2 separate regions of the Homo sapiens genome follow, and region 1 is linked to region 2. The links are chromatin contacts, found by Hi-C or POLR2A ChIA-PET in ENCODE. All regions are on one chromosome and are shown on one strand. Each heading gives the region's core, a stretch centred on a gene start or an enhancer-like site at or near the end of the contact. The rest is flanking DNA. Distances are from core to core; before and after follow the strand shown. Region 1 holds the start of MKLN1-AS (MKLN1 antisense RNA). Region 2 holds the start of ZC3HC1 (zinc finger C3HC-type containing 1).

Region 1 (5,323 bases), core at 615-3,114, 1.3 Mb before region 2:
ATCAAAAATTTAAGGAGTGACGTCCTGGAAATACGCTAATTCAAGACCAGAAAAATGTCTCTACAGTTAGATCAAACAATGCCACACCAATTCCCAACTGTCCATAATCCTAGCCTGGGTATAGAAAAAAGCTGAATAACTTCAGATCCAAGAACAAGATAGCCCAGAATATCAGAGGTCAAGTACATAGGGCCACATTTCAACTCCAACTACATGGCTGGACTGTTTATCTGGCTCACTCTCAAATTCAAAGTTGGGTTTCAGCATCAATCAGGGATATGGCCATGAATAGGCTACGCAGGCCAGATCAAACCACAGGTCACTTGGCACCCTTCATTGGGCCAGATCCTACTGAATGCCAACCCTTGACCTGGTGAATAAAATGGGAGGCTGGCAGTCATGACAGATTCTTCCAGTTGCAGCTCCATTTTGAGATTCTTCATTGATATAACCAGTGAAATCAAATTTGGATAAATGTGAAGAATTTCTCAAATACAGATGGAAAACTTACTTGAGTATGCTTCACAGATCTAGTCACTTTTTTGTTTAGTAAAATACTCAGTAAAATATATTATTCATTAATTTGTTTCGTTCATAAAATCGTTTCGGTCCTGTGAGATGGTTAGAGGGACAACTAGCACTTTTCTTCAGGATCTGCACAGATCTTAACCCTTTACTAAGCCAGTTCCTCCACTAGCATGTAAAATTGGAGTTAGATCTGCTCCTCCTTTCAAAGATAAGCCAAAGATAAATAAGATACTATGTAAGAGTATTTTCAGCATTTCAGAAGGAATTTGCTAGAGAAAAAAACACCACCAACAAAAACCTAACAATGCAACTGAATTTTTTTAACACCTAAATCAGGGATCAAGACAAAGCCGGTGTTGAAAATCAAATTCATTAAAGCCAGATGTTTCTATGTTTGAGTTTCCGGACTGGGAAACGTGTCTGTGTCCATACAAACCCATCTTCTAATGAGCCGTAATACTGAAATTCTTCGGTAACGTCCCTCCTTCCCACTCCCTATCTTTTTCAGAACTTCCAGGCATTAAAGACAACGTCTGCCAATCCTACAAGTTCTCCCCGCCTGCTAGGATTCAGATGGATTCCACAACTTTTCAGCCTTCCGTGACTTTTAACACTACTCTAGAGCTAATCACTTTTAATGACCCCACTCTGGAATAGACACTCCTCGGCTTTACACTTTGTCCCGGCAGCAATCGACTGAACTGTCCCCCGACGCCGACCACCTCGGACGACCTCAGACATTCGGGGTAGTTTGCCCGCGGGCAGGGCCCCGCCAACTCCGATTCCTGCCCCAGAGCCGTCCGCCCCCCAAGCCCTCCTCAACCTCAACCCCCAAATCCCAAGCGCAGAACCGCTGGGCTTCCGGTTCTCCTGTGCGCGCCCCGGATCCGCCACACACCTCGCCCCTTCTCCCTGGGCTCGCTCTCCGGACCCTAACCCCTTCCCGAGCGAGGCCGAGCAACGCTCTCAGCAGCTGAACTAAGACTCCGGAGGCCGCACGTCCCCCTCAGCAGGCCCCGCCTGGGCCTCTCGGCTCGGCTGCCCTCCATTGCACCCCTGGCCCAACCGTGCTGACGCGGAAGGGTGGGGCAGCACGAGCTCAAGGCCCGGCACTTACTCGGGAAGGTAGGTGGAGGAAAAGGAGCTCCACTTGTGTAGCGCGTAGGGGAGAAGCCGGCACTCGGGCGCCGCAGCGACAGCTCCGCCAGCCGCCATCTTGTCAGCACCGTAGCGGCCGCCACCGACCGCTGGCAGCGAACGGGAGGAGGGGAGGGGGCGTGGCCTGCTCTTAAAGGGGCCGCCGCCCTCCCCGGCCGCCCGCGCTCCCCGCCCCGCATCGTTACCCGAGCCCAGCGCCGGGCCAATGTCCTATCTCAGGGTTTCCCACGTCGCTCGCTCCTTGACGGCTGACCGACACTGGGTCTGAGGTGTAAGCGCTTTCCAGGCCCTTCCCTGGGGCTTGGAGGGGAATGGCGCAAAGGACTTTTCTTACAAGCAGAGGTAAGGAAAAGCCGAGATGATTACGAACAGAAACACGTTGTAGTTATGGAGCAGGAAGGGAAAATAAGAAGACCAAGTTGGAAAAGGGACGCCTGTGCGCTTTTGGAAGCCACCGCCCTCGCCAGTTTATAAGTCCTTTACGGAAACAACACTGAAGGGAGCTGGAGGGCAGTAGCTAATGTGCTGTCCTCCTGGAGTGGTCCTGGTTTTAAATGTCTTGTCCCCGCCTTCCAGAGTCAGATGGAGACAGGAAAAGGAAATGGTCCCGTGTCCTCCTACCCTGTTTGGTTTGCAGTCTGTGATGCCCTTCATTGTAAACATTTCTTGTGAGCCGCATCCTACTAATCTTGTGGCATTGGTTTGCTCGGGAATGACGTTCACCCACAGACCTGAAAAGTCCTTACAGAGTTGGGAAGCTGCGTGTCATCATTTTTTCAGTTGGCAAATCTGCCCACTTTGAACTGACATAATTGTAGCCTAAAAGTTCAGAGAGAGAGTAGTTCAGGAAAAAGACTATTCCTTCTTCTTAGAGGGAACAGCAGCCCTGAAAACTATGTGGACATCATACCAGCTTCTTACAACAAAAGGTGCACTTGGTCTAAATTATCTGGCAGCTCTAGATAACGTTCTCATCAAGTACCTGTTTGTTGTAGTTATGCATATTTATTCCTTGGCTTAGCCACTGCAGTTACCAAAGAGTATGTCGCTTATTGTCTAAGAGGTTGGACTCCTGAAAGCCTGGACAGTGTCATCATCTTCACCTGAAGAGTGGAAAAATTCAAGCAAAGAGTTTCTCAGGAAATGACCAAGTGAGTCAAAACACCTCAATAATTGTATTCTCTTCCCGTTGTAATCATTAACCTGCCGAAATTCCCTCCAGTCCTTTCCTGACTTCCTGTTTCTATAGATGGAAATTTTAATAGTGGGCTCTACTAGGATATCAAATCAAAAAAGCCAGATAGAAAGGCCAGGCCCGGCACGGTGGCTCACACCTGTAATCCCAGCACGTTGGGAGGCTGAGGTGGGTGGATCACCTGAGGTCAGGAGTTCGAAACCAGCGTGGCCAACATGGTGAAACCCCGTCTCTACTAAAAATACAAAAGTTAGCTGCGTGTGGTGACATACACCTATAATCTCAGCTACTTGGGAGGCCGAGGCACAAGAATCACTTGAACCCAGGAGGCAGAGGTTGCAGTGAGCCAAGATCACACCACTGCACTCCAGCCTGGGCAACAGAGTGAAATTCTGTCTCAGAAAAACAAATAAAATACAATAAAATAAAAAATTACATGTGCTTTCTGTGTTGCAGCAGGTTGGAAAAGCATGTGTTCCTTAAGGGAATGCTGTAACTGTAGTGACTTGGGTCGGGAGCTGCCAGAGACAGTGGGAAAGGGCCAGAGAATGTTAGCCCCAGAGATGATATAGTGGTTATCTTTGAAGAAAATAGACACTTTAAAGGGGAGGAATTAACTCACTCCAATTCCTTTGGGCCCCAGATTTTATAATTCCACTTCTTACCTTAATGTAAGTCAAGTCCTTGTTCTTTTCCAGACATAGTTCCTGAGCAATCTTTTTTAAAAACACATGTTAATTAGTTCTTCTTAAGCTTAAATCCTTTTGGTGACTTTCAATACCCTTCTAAACTGTTTAACAGAGGCCCTTCATAACCTGCCTTGATTTTTCTCTCCAGCTTCCTCACCACCACCCCCCCCCCACTTTTCTCCTTTGCGCTTTTGACATCTGCCCACTAACTAGCACACTGAATTTGTTCCCATAGAGTCCTTGTTCTCTCTAGCCTCCGGAGCTTGCTCTAAGCCAGGCATGGAATATTCTTTCCCATTCTTTACCTGGCTAACTCCAGCTCATCCTGTAGACTGTTTGGTCCTGGAAATTTTTTTGGTTTTTTTTTTTTGAGACAGAATCTCACTCTGACTCTGTCACCCAGGATGGAGTGCAGTCACATGAACATGACTCACTGCAGCCTTGACCTCCTGGGTTTAAAGGATCATGCTGCCTCAGCCTCCCATGTAGGTGGGACCACAGGCAGACATCACCACACCAAGCTACTTTTTAAATTTTTTTGTAGACACAGGGTTTCACTCTGTTGCCCAGGCTGGTCTTGAACTCCTGGGCTCAAGCGATCCTCCTGCCTCGGCCTGGCCTCCCAAAGTGCTGGGATTACAGGTATGAGCCACTGCGTCTGGCCGAAAATCTTTCTTCAACACCTGCTCTGGGATTAGGTGACAGTTTTCTTCATTTTTTTTTTCCTATGCAAGCTAACACAGGATAGGTAACATTTTTTACATTTCTCTTAGCACTCTAAGTTTCCCTCTTTATCTTAGCACACATCACAATATATTTTAATTTTCTCTTTTTTCCCCTTTCTTTCTCTCTAAATGATAGCTCCCATGAAGATAAGAGTCATACATATCTTGTTCACAGTTGTATCCTCAGTCCTGTTGATGTGTCTAGCAAATAAAGATGTTCAGTAAATATTTATCAAAGAGTGAATGAATAATGCTAAAAGAGAACTTTAATTAGAGACTTCTGAGTTGCAAAGGAAAAAAAAAATGCCAGCACTTCTCAGACTACAAACGTGTATCCCTGAGGTATAATTGCTACTCAGAAGGTAAAGACCCAGGATAGCATGGCTTTCCTGCATCACAAATTTTATAAATGGTAAAATAATTTAAAGCATTCCTATGTTAACATACAGACAGCTATATTATGATACCAAGACGAAAATTTGTTTAAATGTTAAGAAAAGAACTTTATCTGAGGAATGCAAATCCTTTTAAATTATGAGGCCCAGAGAGGCATTAAAGTGAAACAGCAATCCTGTCCTTCTCCCCCACTTTTGAACTGTGTATTTGTCTCTTGAAACTGCTTACTATTGCCACAGAAGCTAAACATTAACCTACTAATTAATGCTGCACCAGACATTATAACCCTCATCCTATAGTTTCATAATGTATAGCCAATCAGTAGCTTGATTTATTTTAATGTAAATTCTTGGTAAATAACTCAGGCACTGCCTCATCTTTCCCTTTAAAAATCCACTTGTAACTGCTGCTACTCAGAGTGTATATTCAAGGCAACCTGAATCTATGTTCCCAGGTTGCAGTCATCAAGCTTGGCCCAAATAAACTCCCAACTTATATTAATTTTGCCTCCGCTTCTTCCTTTTAGGTAAAACATCTGGAGTAAGTCAGCAGGATTCACAGTGACTCCCCCCAACCAGCTGGTGGTGTTTCTCTCTGAAAGCAGCGCTTGGTACCAGTGTGAACTCTCTTCC
Region 2 (5,133 bases), core at 1,713-4,212:
ATCATTTGTAGAAGTGATAACTTGGGTGAAACTATTGTTGAGTGGCTGGCACTCAGAGGAGTGCTTATTGAAGTGAGTCTTTGTGATTGGCTGAATCAAGAAGTTGTCATTCATTGGGTTTACAAAAACACATTCACTGTGATGAGTAATCATGGGTCAATTGAACTTAAAACTGGCTCTGATTGCTGGTTGTTACCATGGCTAACTGTACAGTCAGTATTTTCCTAGGAGTGTGTCATTAGCAGAAAGGGAGGATGGATAAGTGGAAGTATTGAAGGTGTTTGAGGAGAGAGGTATATAATAGTCATCTATGAAGGTGGGTGCAGTGGCTCACACCTGTAATCCTAACACTTTGGGAGGACGAGGTGGGCAGATCACTTGAGGTCAGGAGTTCGAGACCAGCCTGGTGAATGTGGTGAAACCCTGTCTCTACTAAAAATATAAAAATTAGCCAGGTGGCCAGGCATGGTGGCTCACGCCTGTAATCCCAGCACTTTGGGAGGCCAAGGTGGGCGGATCACCTGAGGTCAGGAATTCAAGACCAGCCTGGCCAACATGGTAAAACCCCGTCTCTACTAAAAATATGACAAATTAGCCAAGCATGGTGGCAGGTGCCTGTAATCCTAGCTACTCAGGAGGCTGAGGAAGGAGAATCGCTTGAACCCAGGAGGCAGAGGTTGCAATGAGCCGAGATTGTGCCACTGCACTCCAGCAGGCAGCAGAGGGAGACTCCGTCTGCAAAAAAATCAAAATAAAAATAAAAAATAAATTTAAAAAAATAAAAAATAAAAATAAGTCATCTATGAAAAGTGGGATGAGAAGTGGACTAGATAAAGGTAGTATAATTACTGGGCAGAATTAAGGTCCCACTTGAAGTCAAGAATATAAAGAGACAAGTTTGTCATTTCTCTTTAGCCATATTTAGTTGTATGGGTACAGAAGCAATAATAGAGAACTTACTTCAACTGTGATTGAGGTTTTGTCAAGTAAGTACTATTAAGCAAGAGAGGTTCAAGGAAATTCAAAGGGTATTCAAGAACATGTATTTTTTAGCTTATTTATTTTGCTTTTTATTATGATATTGTCAAACATACTTAATAGCAGAAAGAATAATATAATGAATCCCACAATTCTATCATCCAAGTCCGACAGTTTAAAATTTTGCAATATTTTTTCATCTATTCCTCCACATGTTTTCCTGGATAACTTCAAAGCAAATTCCAAACATCATATCAATTCACCTATAAACACTTCAAGATGCATTTCTAATAAAGAAGGGCTTTTAAGAACCATAACTACAATGCCATTATTACATATAGTGAAATCAACAATGTTTCCTTCATATTAACTAAGTCTCAACCCATGTTCAAATTTTGCAAAGGGATGATGATAACAATTAGTAATGAATTTAAGCTGGCTAAGAAAAGAAGAAACAAGGGTGGTGGTGGAGTTAGGAAGAGCAGAAAGGTAATTGGATCAATAGGTTGCAGGTCCTGCTGCTGGGAACACTGATAGAGTTAGGAGCCCACAGGTAGGGTGCTGGAAGGGTAGGAGGTGATCCCACTTTCCTCTTTGCCCATTGTTTAGTCACATCAGTCTTCCAACCTGGGGTGTTGGAAGATTCTGTACAGATTTCTTCCCTTCAATCTCATCCGTCTCAGCTCCAGTACCTGATTTTTCTCAGGAGAATGTGCAAACTAAATTAGATTCTCCTATTATAACCTTGGTACATCCTTGGAGCACTTGTAATCATAATTTTAAAACTATAGGAAAATTTGACATCTAACTCCACCAAGATCTACAGCTTCTTTGCTCACGACTGTCATTGCTAGTGCCTAGAGACTATCAATAGGATGCTTTCGGCCGGGCGCGGTGGCTCATGCCTGTAATCCCAACACTTTGGGAGGCCGAGGCGGGCGGATCACCTGAGGTCAGGAGTTCAAGGCTAGCCTGACCAACATGGTGAAATCCCGTCCCTACTAAAAATACAAAAAAAAAAAAAAAAAATTGCTGGGCGTGTTGGCGAATGCCTGTAATCCCAGCTGCTCGGAAGGCTGACGTAGGAGAATCGCTTGAACCCGGGAGGCAGAGGTTGCAGTGAGCCGAGATCGCGCCATTGCACTGCAGCCTGAGCAACAAGAGCGAAACTCCATCTCAAAAAAAATAAATAGGACGTTTTCAATAAATATTTGTTGGACTAAGGAAGGAGTATCAATAGTGTCAAATGCCACAGACTTCTAAATCCATCCATAACACGGTTTCCAACAAGGATTCTAAATTATTTGCTCTCCAATGAGGGTCACCATTTCCTCGCTTGTAGAAAGGTGCAACTTAGGAGGGTCGTATGAGTTAATTTATTTTTATTTTTATTTTTTTTGAGTCGGAGTTTTGCTCTTGTCGCCCAGGCTGGAGTGCAGTGGCGCAATCTCGGCTCACTGCAACCTCCGCCTCCCGGGTTCAAGCGATTCTCCTACCTCAGCCTCCCTAGTAGCTGGGATTACAGGCGCCCGCCAGCAAGTCCAGCTAATTTTTGTATTTTTGGTAGAGATGGGGTTTCACCATGTTGGCCAGGCTGGTCTCGAACTCCTGACCTCAGGCGATCCGCCCACCTCGGCCTCCCAAACCGCTGGGATTACAGGCATGAGCCACGGCGCCCGGCCGTATTAGTTAATATTACTTGAAAATTAAGTTGAGCCCCTCATCCCTGCTGAATTTGGACTGACAGCGTTCTAAAAATCTCTTATCAACCTAAATATGCTAGTTGATAAAGGAAACGATTAATCAAGATTGTCCTAAACAGTACAGCCCTCCTTAAGCTCGCTCTAAGGTTCTAAAATGATGAGAAAAGGCGTGGGCCCCGCGGTTAGACTTTCCCAGCCAGGCTGCCTCAAGAGGCGGATATTAACCTCCCAGGACGGAAGTTCCGGAGCCTTCAAACTCTCGGGGAAGCAACTCGGCAGCGGACCAAGATGGCGGCGCCCTGTGAGGGACAAGCGTTTGCCGTAGGGGTTGAAAAGAATTGGGGTGCAGTAGTTCGCTCCCCAGAAGGGACCCCCCAGAAAATCCGGCAGCTGATAGATGAGGGGATTGCCCCGGAAGAGGGAGGCGTGGACGCGTGAGTTCACGAGTTAACCCTGGGTCCGGCGTTGGAAGATTGAAGAAGGCTTGGGGAAGGGGTGGCGGGTTGGGGGAGGTTCCCCTCGGTCGGCGACTCGGGCAGTGGGGATGGCTTCTTAGAATCTGAAAGAAACTCTGGTTACTATGTTTGATCGGCTTTGATCTTCCCCTCGGGGTGTACCAGATTCCCAACCGCAGCCGAAATTTTGTCATCGGACATTATTTTTGGAAGTAAAGAGGACCGTTAACTGAATGAGTTCACTTGACTTCTCTTAATTGGGGATTCTTAACCTTTTTTTGTGCCGTGGACCCCTTTGGCTCTCTGGAGAAGCTTATTAACTCTCAGAATATTTTTAAATGCTTAAAGTAAATTACATAGGATTATAAAGGAAACCAGTTAGATTGGAATGTAGTTATCAAGATGGTAAAAGGAAAAAGTTACGCAGTAACAATGCTTTTTATTAAAGAGTCCATAATATCTAGTAGTATGTGTTGTCAACCATAATTTTGAAGTAGTGATGAGCACAAAGGTATTTGAAGACATGCAACCACCATAATGTGGGAACATTATTTCCATTGGTGACAAATTAGCAGGTACTGCTAATACTACTATGGTGTTTTTACCTTCATTCATAATTGAAGAAAATGCTAAATCTTGTCATTTAGAGAGAAATAAATGTCATTTTTACCCATCCAAGTTTATGGATGCTGTGAATTTTTTTTGGCCTAGAACCACACCCGCTTGAGGCTCTCTATGAATCTCTGAGAGTCTTAGAGTAAGTTTATTTCTTTTGAGCTATAATCGTTGATGTAATCCTATTTTTATTAAAATAATGCCTGTCGCCGGGCGCGGTGGCTCACGCCTATAATCCCAGCACTTTGAGGAGGCTGAAGCGGGCAGATCACGAGGTCAGGAGATCAAGACCATCCTGGCTAACACGGTGAAACCCCATCTCTACTAAAAATACAAAAAATTAGCCGGGCGTGGTGGCCCGCGCCTGTAGTCCCAGCTACTCGGGAGGCTGAGGCAGGAGAATTGGTTGAACCTGGGAGGCGGAGGTTGCAGTGAGCCGAGATCGCGTCACTGCACTCCAGCCTGAGTGACAGAGTGAGACTCCGTCTCTAAATAAATAAATAAATGCTTGTCTTTCAGCAATTCCCCAGGCACTGTTGAAATGCCTTCCACTGAAAATGAGAGAATTGCTTTGCTGAGTTTTTTTCTCCCTGATTTTTTTTTCATGAAATCTCCCGAAGATCTTTGATTCGAATTTTCTAATTGGTTCTTTTTTTTTTGGAAGGAGTGGGTATGAAAGGTCCCTCCAGGTAGAAATATCAAAATTGTTTTTTCTGCTGTTAAGAGTCGAATTTCTGCCAGGCGCTGTGGCTCACGCCTGTAATCCCAGCACTTTGGGAGGCTGAGGTGGGCCAATCACAAAGTCAGGAGTTACAGACCAGCCTGACCAACATGGTGAAACCCCGTCTGTCCTAAAGATACAAAAAATTAGCCGGGCCCACGCCTGGTGGTACGCGCCTGTAATCCCAGCTACTGGGGAGGCCGAGGCAGGAGAATTGCTTGAACCTGGGAGGTGGAGGTTGCAGTGAGCCGAGATCGCACCGTTGCACTCCAGCCTGGGCAACAGAGCGAGACTCCATCTCAAAAAAAAAAAAAGTCGAATTTCTGAAGAGATTCAAATTGTATAATGCATACTTGAAGTCTTGAGTCTTATTTTCTGTCTACTAAAGTTATGCCAAATACTTGTGGAGAACAGTGAGTGAGTGAGGAGAATAGTTTGCTAGGATTAGTGGAGCCCTGTAGAGGTAGAAATTGAAGTTTAGATATGGGTAAACTGTAAAGAGTTTTGAATGCCAGACTGAAAAATTTGGATTTTATTTAGTAAGTATTATAAAACCATTGAAAATAATAAGCTGAGGAATGACATGAGTAAAATGATTTTTAGGAAGCTTAAAATCCAGCGTTGGTGTGATTTATGATACGATGTGTAGAGAAGCTAGATA

What was found. Hi-C counts contacts between places; a loop is a spot of excess contacts on that map. ChIA-PET counts read pairs that join two places held with the same protein, here RNA polymerase II (POLR2A). Pooled maps may share reads with other maps.
Region 1: a loop to region 2 is called in a pooled map, with 7 times the contacts of the local background. The contact joins the promoter of MKLN1-AS here to the promoter of ZC3HC1 in region 2. A Hi-C loop is called at or near these places in 4 of 50 pooled maps. POLR2A ChIA-PET finds 5 or more read pairs at or near these places in 2 of 52 experiments (HepG2 and OCI-LY7).

What each region holds. Positions count from the first base shown.
Region 1 is chr7:131,324,320-131,329,642 of GRCh38, reverse strand. MKLN1-AS (MKLN1 antisense RNA) reads left to right here and starts at 1,864. Exons shown (of 6, transcript NR_125364.1): 1 at 1,864-2,028; 2 at 2,708-2,837; 3 at 5,218-5,323. It overlaps MKLN1 (muskelin 1), which reads right to left and starts at 1,767. Exons shown (of 18, transcript NM_013255.5): 1 at 1,646-1,767. The coding sequence starts at 1,743. RefSeq lists enhancers at 849-1,425, 1,432-1,731, 1,426-2,002 and a silencer at 1,782-1,941.
Region 2 is chr7:130,049,203-130,054,335 of GRCh38, reverse strand. ZC3HC1 (zinc finger C3HC-type containing 1) reads left to right here and starts at 2,962. Exons shown (of 10, transcript NM_016478.5): 1 at 2,962-3,115. The coding sequence starts at 2,970. RefSeq lists enhancers at 2,649-2,838, 2,899-3,208, 2,836-3,628.